Regions from separate parts of the Homo sapiens genome. Here region 1 is linked to region 2. A link is a loop called in an ENCODE intact Hi-C map of the cell type or tissue named here. Cell type or tissue: OCI-LY7. All regions are shown on one strand. Links, peaks and the distances in the headings refer to the core of each region. The heading gives the core; the rest is flanking DNA. Region 1 overlaps SETD3 (SET domain containing 3, actin N3(tau)-histidine methyltransferase). Region 2 overlaps CYP46A1 (cytochrome P450 family 46 subfamily A member 1).

Region 1 (5,374 bases), core at 170-5,169, 260 kb after region 2:
AAGTTTTGGAAATCCAGTGTGTATTTTGGGGATGTATATTACATTATTAATTTGTAAAATTGTAAAACACACATAACATGAAATTTGCCATTTTAACCATGTTTAAGTATACTAGTGTCATTTATTGCATTGACAATGTTGTGTAACCATCACCACCATAGAAAATTTTTAATCCCCCCAAACAGAAACTCTGTGACTGTTAAGTATTAACTCCCCATCTCCCCTCCCTGCCATTGCCTGTCTTTAACTTGGCTTTTTCTTCTGGATGCGTGTCCTTTACAAGATACACATTTTGTGATTATCTTCTAGTTTGTGGTTTGCCTAGTCACTTTCTTAATGATATTATTTGATGAAGTTCTTAATTTTAACAAAGTCTAATTTATCAGTTTTATTTTTTAAAGATAGTGCTTTTTGTGTCCTTTATAAGAACTCCTTGTTTAGCCCACCGGTTCTCCACCAAGAATGACTGATCCCTTGGGGGAATAGAGACATTTTGGCTGTCACACCTGGGCCTGGGGTGCTGTAAACACCCTGCAAGACAGAGGACATCCCCACAGCAAAGAGCTGTCTGTCCCAGAGTGTCAGCAGGTTGAAGCTGGGAGCCTCTCAGCATGAGATGGTGAGAGTGTTCTTGTGTGTTTGCTACTGGAGGCATTGTTGCTTTGTGTGTCACTGTTACGTCTGCATCCATCTCTTCTTAATCCTTGTAGATGTGATGAGAAGAATTTAAGAGAAATCTTGGTCATTCCACATCTGTGCCCTTAGACTTTTGTTTAGAACAAAGCTCAGTACATTAATTATGGGAGCTTTATGTGGACCATATTAGCATATGGAACTGAAGTTTTGCTTTTTGGTGGCTTAAAAGCAATACTTAAAGTGTGAATATAAATGGCTTGGCATTTGCAGAAACCAGAGATTTTTTTCCTGCTTTGATTCAATTATTAAGAACTTGATTTAGCATTTTTGTCATTGTTGCTTTTTAACTTTCAGATTAGAATTGTAATGAAGACTGAAATACTGACATTTTTTCCTGCACAAAATATTCAATTCAGAAAATAAATGGACTCTAAAGCATGCTGTTAATTTTTATCAGGACTCTTACGGGTTCTTTGCACTCAGTGCCGTGATTAACTAACTGGACATTTGCCAGGTAGAAGGGAATTTGTCCTTTAATTTTTTTCATGTAGTTCAGTGTATTTTTACTTGTCAGGTCTCCCATAAAACTGACCACTTAAATATACGAATCTTAGTAAAGTAGGTGGTGCCATTTAAGGGTGGTCAGAGGAGGGGAAGCAGTACTTTCAGAAGAGGTGTTCTTGAATGACAGCTGTCATTCAAGATGGATCATGATGAAAAAGTGGTGTTATGAAAACTTCTCTGTGTATTCATGACCATGTTGAGCAGATTCATAGTATTCCCGAGTTAAAATTGACTTGTAATAAGAATTTGTGGTGGTAGAGTGGTCATCCAGTGTGTGTTGTGGGATGGCAGTTGCTTTGCTGTGTGAGAATGACCCTGGCAAGGGGATCAGTTGCTCTAGGTTTAGACGCTAGGGTCTTGTTTTAAAATCCCTACTACTGTAATCCCAGCACTTTGGGAGGCTGAGGTGGGCAGATCACCTGAGGTCGGGAGTTCAAGACCAGCCTGGCCAACAATGGAGAAACCCCGTCTCTACTAAAAATACAAAATTGGCTGGGCGTGGTGGCATGCACCTGTAATCCCACCTACTCAGGAGCTGAGGCAGGAGAATCGCTTGAACCCGGGAAGTGGAGGTTGCAGTGAGCTGAGATCGCGCCACTGCACTCCAGCCTGGGCAACAAGAGCAAAACTCTGTCTCAGAAAAAAAAAAAAATTCCTACTAATGCATGTTGCTATTTTAGGCCACTGCTGGCTCCCTCTTGTACTTTTCTGCGTTTTTGTGAATGGTGTGCACTAGAAGGAGTGCTAGAGTTGGAATCAGAACTCCTGCGTTTGAGTCACAGCTCTGCCTGTAAATCACAAAGGGGTGGCAGGTCACTTGGCCACAGTTTCTCCATGTGGTAATGGGGTTGCCAATCACTGCCTTAGGTTGGTATTGGAAAGATTGGATGAGAAGTATGAGAGCACTTCATGAAGTATAAATCTTCACAAAAATGTAAGGGACCCACTTGGTGGAAATACCTATTTAACAAAATCCCTATTATGTGTTATATTTGTGCAGAGACAGCACTTGAGGTGGTTAGGTGAAGAGGATTGGAATCTCCTGTACTTTCTGGTTGGATGACCTGGGGCAGGGCTTTTCTGGGCCTTTTATCTGTAAAACAGGAGTGATGGCCACTGTGTGGTTTACATTTGTTAATACATAGAAGATGCTTAGGACATTTTATTGTGTCTGGCACACAGTAGGCACTCAGTGTTCATTGTTACTTTTATTGTTACTGTTAGATTAGAGCTGATTTGAGTGAGTGAAATTTAGGACCTGCCCCATGTCTGCACATACTGACCAGTCCGCTGGACCCAGGTGAGGTTTGTCCTGGAATATTTAGTCCTGGTTGCCAGCCCTTTGTGGGCAGGTGGGCATGGTGCTCGTGGAGGATCTGCTGTGAGAGGAGAAGGTGGCGCCTGGGCTCAGCAGTGCCAGGTTCAGTCACTCGCTGATGCATCACCTGCTTCCTCTCCCTCATTTCCTCAGTGGCGCCACGTGAGCCCCTAGAGGCCTGAGAGCAAACTCCCTTCCTGGCTACAGTTCCTAGCCTAATGTTTGGCACTTGATAAATGTCTGTTGAATAAATGTTCGTTGTTTGCAGGTCAGGTCAAAAGGTGTATTAAATACCCTGAGGAACAAGTAATTAATATAGCTGGAGTCTTTGGTGCTGGTGTCAGAAACCTTTGACTTTTTTCCCTATTTTAAAAACATGAAATTATTTTTGAATTTTAAGTCATATATACATGGAATAGAAAACACTAGAAAATATAAACTAGCATCAGGTAGAAAATTAAAGCTTCACATATTCTGTTTGACAGGGTTTCAGTGACCCAGAACCTCAAGTGGGCAGATCTGGATGGGCCAGAAACCTCAGTGTGAAATTCAGCTTCTCCCAGACTTCACTCCCATTGTGCATGTGTGTGTGCATATCTGTGCACCCAGGGCAGGGAGGGCTTTATTCAGAGAGCAGAGATCTTTCTTTACTCTTCTCCTCCTCAGTGGGAGCCAGTGCTAAACTTGGTTCCTGGATTCAACTCGAGTGAGCATAAGTCACCTGGGAAACTTACTGAAAACGCTGTTTCCTGGGCTTCCCTCTCTGGGCCCATCAGGCCCATCTTGAGCCATCAAGGCTGGGCTCACTCCCCCTCCCCTCTCGTTTAATGGCTGGGGGTAGTGACTGCTTGTCTTTGGACCCACTCCAGAATATCTTACCATTTCCTCTATACTTCACAGTTTTCATCTGTTTCAAAGAATGAAAACAGGTGTGTGGAATTGAGGAGACCAAAATAAATCCTTAAGCATATAAGGTAGGCCTTATGGAGGCCTTAAAATTACTTGATTTTCATAAGTAACTTTGGGACTTAAAAAGATTCAGATGGGTTTCTATATTGGATTTGCTTCTGTTCAAGACTCCTGGTGTTGAGGCACCTCTTCCTCACGTTTTAACTAGCCAGTGTCTGTCTGGAGTACAGAGCACATGTTTCAAAGAACTTGGATATATCCAAAACCCATAAATTTAGGACTGAAATAGGATGTTAGTTATCAGATGACTGAGTGAATGCTGAACATATATGGAAACAAAAGAGACAAGAAATGGTATAACCATATTAATGACAATCATGAAACAGACCAAATGCCTCGCACCCTAAGCAAAGTCTCTTACATCCCGTTTAAGAGAATCGGGGTGCTCTGTTTATGTTTAGATTTCTTGGCTTCTTTCCATTCCATCTCAGAGTTTCCCCTGCGTCTCACCAGTGCTCCTTTTCTTCACTTTTCTTTTCTTGTCCAGCCTGTGCCCTTGGTGGTGTGATGCCTCCTGTGTCTGTGTTCTGTCACTTACTTGCCCTCCCTTGTGTCTTTCTTTTTTCTTCATCCTTTTAAATCCTCTTCTTTTTTTCCTGCAAATATGTTTGGTTCCTGTGAACAGAACAGTTCAGTGCAGAAGGGCACTAACATTTACTGGGTTCCTGGATCATGGAGTGGAGATCCCATGGAGCAGAGGCACAGGCAGCACCCAGGGAGCATGCAGTGAGTGAGAAATGACTCCTGGAGACACCGTATTATGGCAGATTCCAGCCCATCTTGACTAATAGTCATATGTTTGTGTGAATTTTTTTGAGAAGTACACCCAGAAGTTCATAATTAAAATTTTTTTTTCTTTGCTGCTTAGAGGCTTAAAACACACATTTATTATCTCACAGTTTGTGTGGGTCAGAAAGGCAGGCATGGCTTAGTTGGGCTGTCTGCTGCAGGGTCTCTCTCAAAGCTGCAGTTAGGGTGTGGTCTCATCTGAAGGTGTGACTGGGGAAGGGTGCCTTCCATGCCCACTCCTGTGATTGGCAGCAGGCTTCAGTTCATCAGTGCCTGGGTTTCTTGCTGGCAGTTGCTAGAGGCCACCCTCAGTTCCTTGCCACATCAGGCCCATAGATTTTATCAGATTCTCAAACTTCACCTACCCCCTCCCCACATTTTCTCACTTCCTCCATCACTTGTTTTGTTTTTCTTTCTTTTTTCTTGAGACGGGGACTTACTCTGTCACCCAGGCTGAGTGCAGTGGCATGATCTCGGCTTACTGCAAACTCCACCTCCTTGGCTCAAACAATCCTCCCACCTCAGCTTTCCGAGTTGGTGGGACTACAGGTGTGTGCCACCACACCTAGCTAATGTTTGTATTTTTTGGTAGTGATGGAGTTTTGCCCTGCTGCCCAGGCTGATCTCGAATTCCTCACCTCAAGTGATCTGCCCTCCTGGGCCTCCCAAAATGCTAGGATTACAGGTGTGAGCCACTGCACCCAACCCCTCCACCACTTGTTTTGATTCATCCTTTGGCAGATTACTTTTCCTAAATGCTGAAGACCAGGGGGTGCTCAGTGTCTACAAAGTCCTTGTTCCTGGATGGATACTAACTTACTGACACCTCTCAAGTGCCAGCAAACTCTGGTAGCAGGGATTGTCTTCATTTTACATGTGAAGTAACAGACCAGATGGGTAGCACTGCTTGGGGCCACATAGCTAATACTCTAATGCTCCTGCCGTGGGCACTGTGCCACCCTCTGCAGGGCCTCATGTGTTGGGACTGCACTGGCATTGCACCTTTTCATCCCTCTGTGTGCCAATCGATTCTGCAAACCCCAGCTGCTCAGCTTCCCTTAACAAGCCCTCCTTTCCCTGCCTCTGCCATTTCCGGTA
Region 2 (5,374 bases), core at 322-5,321:
AGCAGGGGAGGTGTCCTAGAAGGAAACTAGAAGAAACAGGAAACATTAGGCTTACCAGCAGTCAACAGGAAAGAACGCTCCCTTCCCCACAAGATCTTATTACTAGGCCCACTTCACAGACAGGAGGACCGAGGCATGGGGAGGTTACAGCACTGGCTCAGGGACACCAGGCAGTAAGAATGAAGACAGGATGCAAACCCAGGTCTGACCAGCTCCAAAGACCCCCTTGGAGAAGAAACAGTTTTTTTTCCTGTCTCCCTGGCACAGAAGTTGGGGGCTGGCAGATAGAAAGGACTCAATAATATTGTGTGGGATCACCCTCAGATATTCCCCAATACTGACCAGGCTGGGCACCACCACGCTAGGCTTCACCCCTCCAACCTCCCCACATGGCTGATCAGTCTGTTATTAACCGTATTATATAGGACAGCCGAGATGAAAGGGTGAAGTCATTTGCCCACAATTGCACAGCTGGTACCAGGGCTCCCCAAAGCCCATCTCAGCAAGGGATGGTTTGGTCATATAAATCTGCTGTGTTCACCAAATTGTAAAGAAGCCAGTGCAGTGTCATCCTGAAGCTCATTCCAAGGGGCCCATGACTTCCTGTCTCCTGTATGACTTTATTCCTACCAAGCTCAATGCAGCATCCCCAATGGGTGACAACAAAATCACGTTCTCCCAGGGAAAGGCGGAGAGTAAATAAACAAGTAAAGACAATGTCAGAGGGTGATAGGAGAAAAAGAGAACAGAGTACGGGGAAGAGGAAGGGCTGGGGATGAGTGTGTGGGTGTCCGTTTAAAACCCATTTATGCCTAGTGTTCCATTATTGGAACGCTAAGCTTGTGGAAGTTATTTATGTCCTACTGCTCAAGGTCAACACCAAGGTCTGATTTTTCAAATTCAAAAAATTGCAACCTCAGGCATAAATGGGTTAATGCAGGCAGGGCACGCAGTGTCCCTCTAAGAGGGTGGCTTGTGAGATGAGACCTGCAAGAAGCGGGGGAAGAGCCTTCCAAGCAATGGGAACAGCAGGTGCCAAGGTCCTGAGGTCAGAGTGTGCTTGGACAGTGAGGAAGCCAGTGTGGCTCGGGCAGAGTACTTGAGGGAAACAGAGTACAAGGTGGGTCACCAAGACTGGGGGCAGGTCATGTAGAGCCTTGTGGGCTGTGGTCCAGATTTTTGCTTTGACTTTGGTGAGCTGGGGTCCACTAGAGGGTTTTGAGCAGAGCAGAGATGGGATCTGACTTGGGTTTGAATGGATTGTTTTGCAGCAGTGCAGAGAGTAACCAGGGTAGGGGAGGAAGCAGGGACACTAGTGACAGGGAAGGACTGGGAGAGGTGACGAGGGCTCAGAACAGAGCAGGGCAGCGGAGGCAATGATAAGAAGAGGTCAGATTCTGAATGCTCTGTGAGGCGGAATACTGGAACGTGCCGTTTGGCTATGGGGGTGTGAGGATGACTCTGTGTTTTTGGCCTGGGCTGCTGGAAGAATGGATGGAGCGACCATCTACCAAGATGAGGAGGAGCTGGTTGGGGTGGCAGAGCCACCGTGCCCACCCCCTGCAATTTGCCAGGGCCGTCTCTGGCTCTGCCCACAGGAGATGAACCCACTTTGAGCAGCCCTCCACCAATGACCTCAGCCCCTCCACTTCTGGGGTAGCTCTGGGCATGTGCTCTACACAAGTCCCCAGGGTTCCCAGGGAATTGCACCTGTTTCCCCAAGAGGTAACTTGTTTTATTGGTTTGTTTACCTTCTTTATCCACTCTCCTCCTCCCACTGCTCAAACTGGGATCATCCCCCACCTCCTAAACTACTTACACTTCATTTCTTATCTCAGGATCAGCTTTGGGGGGACCAATCTCAGACAAGCAGATGAAATTAGGAGCTTGGCTTGGGACCGGTAAGGTTTGTGGTGGACTATTGAGCAGGAAGTTAGACACTCAGATCTGGAGCCCAGGGAAGGGCTGTAGGCTAGAGACATAAATTTGAGAGCCCACAGCAGAGAAGTGGTATTTCCAGCCCAGTGATTGGATGAGGCCACAAGGGAATGGATACAGACAGAGAAGAGGACCAAGAACTAAGCCATCACTGAGAAGTTGGGAGCATAGGGACAGCCAGCCAAGTGGACTGAGCGGGAGCACTGGGGAGGAGGGAAGAGAGCCAGGAGAGTTGGGTGAGAAGCCAGAGGAGGATGCGGGACAAGGCGGAGGGGGCATCGGCTCTGCCCAGGCTGCTGGGGGCCAGGTCAGACGAGGATCCAGGGCTGACGGCTGGGTGCGACAACATGGAGATCACCGGGAACCGAGCCCCCAGCAAGTTTGGTGGAGAGGTATGGGGCAGAGAGAACCAGAGGGGAGAAAAGGGAGGCCCAAAGGCAGGCAGTCAGCCAGGTGGGTTACCATAGGGGGCGGCAGCTACAGGGAACGAGAGGGTGAAGGGAAAGGTTTTGTTCCAAGCTTTGAATTCTTACATATTATATAAAAATGGGGATGATGCAGAAGAGGAGGAAAAGTGCTGATTTGGAGGTGGGGGTGCTCCTAGGACAGGGTTGCTGAGCAGAGGGGGCAGGTTGGCCTGGGCTACCCTCCCGGAACAGCTGGAAGGTGTGCGTGGGCCTGGGGCAGGAGGTGGGCAGCTGCTCAGTGGAGCCCAGGAAGGAAACTCTCACCGGCTGCTCCCTTTGCTCAGGGAAGTAGGAGGCAAGAATAAAAGCTGAGAGTGCGGATGGAGGGGGAGGTGATGGGGACTGAAGCAGGAAGGGAGAGTAGGCGAATAAACGCCCTGGGGAAGGAAGTACGGGGTGGCCGCCTGCCCGCAGTGGAGGCCCACGCCAGGTGAGTGGCCTTGAACTTGCAGGAAGATGGGCTGTGATCATCACACATGCCTGGATGTATTTCCAGAGTAATCTAGTGTCCTCATTGTCGCTTCCCAAAGCTCACATTCTGGGGGAATGTTCTCAGTTTTGAGTCACTTAAGTGAGGACAGAGTCTGAGCCCAGAGCTTCCACCCTAACCCCTGGGGTTCCCTGCCACATGGGAAGGAAGGTGAGTGCCATCTCAGGAAGACAGAGGGCACAGAGAGGGGTGGGGTCCTCATGGCCCACCAAGAAAGGGGAAAAAAAACCCATTCCTTCTGGCACCTGCAGGGGGCGCTGGGGAGGCGACAACAGAACAGGAAGACCCAGGTGTTAAAAACAAGCAGGTAAGGCTAACACCATGGCCAGACATGGGGACTTGTTGCTCAGCGCCCCGGCAGGCAGAAGCCCACTTGGCATGTCCCTGGTGATAGACTGGACACAGCAGAGCAGCCCTGGGAGAGAGGAGAGGCAATCCCCCACCGCCCACCACCCCACACCTCTCCAGCACATCCAGTTTCCTGCAACATCATGATTGGCTGAGTGGGGACCCAAGCTCTCCTGTGGGCAGAGAAAACCTTGGCCAGTGAACGAGGAGAGGCCATCTGGAGAGCCCACAGTGAAGTCACCCAGAGGGATGAAGGGAATGCTCCAGTAGTGGAGGAGCGGGCTACCCACTAGGGGTAGGCGTGAGGGTGAGGGACCATGATTGTGGCTCATGCCAGAGGGGCAGGGTGGCGAGTGCTCAGCTGGGCACCCAAAGCTCATCAGATGCACCACCCGCCAGAGCCAGCTGTGGGGCTCCCCCATGGCTGGCCACCCTGCTCCTTGCTGAACAGCCCCACCCCAGCAACTGGGCAAATCGGAGTGGAACCAGAACTGTCCAGGAGGAGTCAATTTATCCCCAAATAAATAAAAATTGGGAGAGAAAGACCTTTCATTGTCAAGTTTACATCCACTCCCACATTACCAGGAGAGTAGGGGCTGATGAGGGAAGTTAGAACAGTGACAGAGAAATAAAGAAGCTACAGGTGTTTGTGTGGGATCTGAGTGTGGGGGTCTGAGTTTTCAGCTGTTACACGGATCGGTGCAGTAGGATGTGGTAAGAAAAGCACAGAGGAGGGGCACTGAGGGAGGGCCTCCTGTAGAATGAGGAAGATGAAGAGTTGCCTCTTGCAGCGAGAGGGTTCCTTGCCTGCCAGCTGGCAAAGCCCTGGGGTACCCGGGGGCAAATGCTACTACTGGAGACTCAACACACAGATCTCTCGTCAACCACAGTATCGCCAATCATAGTTTAAAGATCCAGGCTTTTAATGTCAAGGCATCGGGTTTCTGCTAGAAGAGTTTCCAGAACTTTCATTTAGTGCAGTTTTATATTTGACCACTAACCAATTTTTAATCCAAAATCTTTTTATATATGCATTGTTCAGTTCACCTCCTTAGAATAAATAGCCCAATCATGATTATATTCATCTTCCTCCCACTGCTCCCTCCGCACCCCACACACTCAGGTCACATGTAGACTCTGTGGTATAAGATTTGGGAAGAATTTAGCCATAAGAAGGAAAGCAATAAGGATACATGCTACTACATGAATGAACTTTTGAAACATTATACTAAGTGAAAGAAGCCAGACACAAAAGGCCACATATTGTATGATTCCATTTATATGAAATGTCCAGAACAGGCAAATCCACAGAGACAGAAAGCAGATTCATGGTTGCCAGGGCTGTGAGGGGTGGGAGAAAATGAGGAGTGATGGCTAATGGGTACGGGGTTTCTTTCTGGGGTGACAAAACAGTTCTGAAATCGGTGGCGATGGCTGCACAGTGCTGTGAATGTACCAAAAACCACTGAATCATACACTAAAGAATACATTTTGTGGAATGCAAGTTACATTTCAATTTTTTTTAAGATGATTTAAATTCTGCTTTCTCAAGACACAGAGACCAGAACAGGTCATTTGAGTTTATGAGAAGACCAAGTAACGATGAAACTTATCAGAACAAGCACCAAACTCATTCAATTCTAAGTGCTGATGGCTTCTCTGAAAACTTGAGAGGGTGATAGTGTCCACCACGGAACTCACGGGAGATTTCCACCATTCAACCTTGAATTGCTATTCATAGAGTGTCTACTATGCATGTACAATGTGCTGCTACATGTCGGAGATGCAGCAGTGACTGAGACAGACAGGGGGCCCATGGAAAAGAGACACTTAGGAAAAACTTGCACAAATAATTGCCCAATTAACATTATGCTGTAAAGGAAAATTACAGTGATTTCAGGGTTTATAAAATGAACATAATATTTTTGGGGGAGCAGGAGGAACCTCCCTGAGGAGTTAGCATTGAAGCCAAACCTGGAAGGCTGGGGGAAGAAGCATCCAGGTAAAGTAGAAGGCAGAGGAGCTAAGCAAGGAGAGAGAGAGAGAGCACCAGAAGGGCAGAGAGCCAGCAGGGAGAACAGGTGCCTCCCTATGTCACCAGCCACAGAGATCTTTCCTGAACCCATCAAGC

Evidence for each region. A loop is a pair of places that touch in the nucleus more often than their neighbours do. Peaks named below come from ENCODE experiments on the same cell type or tissue, not always from the same donor. Only the 100,000 strongest peaks of a DNase experiment are listed, where the experiment ranks them.
Region 1: it touches region 2 in a loop (4-fold over the local background); 1 of 110 quality-filtered maps calls a loop at or near these places.

What each region holds. Positions count from the first base shown.
Region 1 is chr14:99,427,972-99,433,345 of GRCh38, reverse strand. All of the region lies in intron 6 of SETD3 (SET domain containing 3, actin N3(tau)-histidine methyltransferase), which reads left to right. Among named protein-coding and RNA genes, the nearest start is that of SETD3, 50 kb to the left of the region's middle. In OCI-LY7, for the core only: CTCF peaks have their summits at 2,495 and 2,696; DNase peaks (open chromatin) are centred at 545 and 2,665; H3K27ac peaks cover 1,215 bases.
Region 2 is chr14:99,685,733-99,691,106 of GRCh38, reverse strand. CYP46A1 (cytochrome P450 family 46 subfamily A member 1) reads right to left here. Exons shown (of 15, transcript NM_006668.2): 2 at 1-26. Among named protein-coding and RNA genes, the nearest start is that of CYP46A1, 4.1 kb to the right of the region's middle. In OCI-LY7, for the core only: CTCF peaks have their summits at 2,940, 3,139 (motif pointing right) and 4,222; DNase peaks (open chromatin) are centred at 3,176 and 3,966; H3K4me3 peaks cover 2,034 bases; H3K27ac peaks cover 2,413 bases.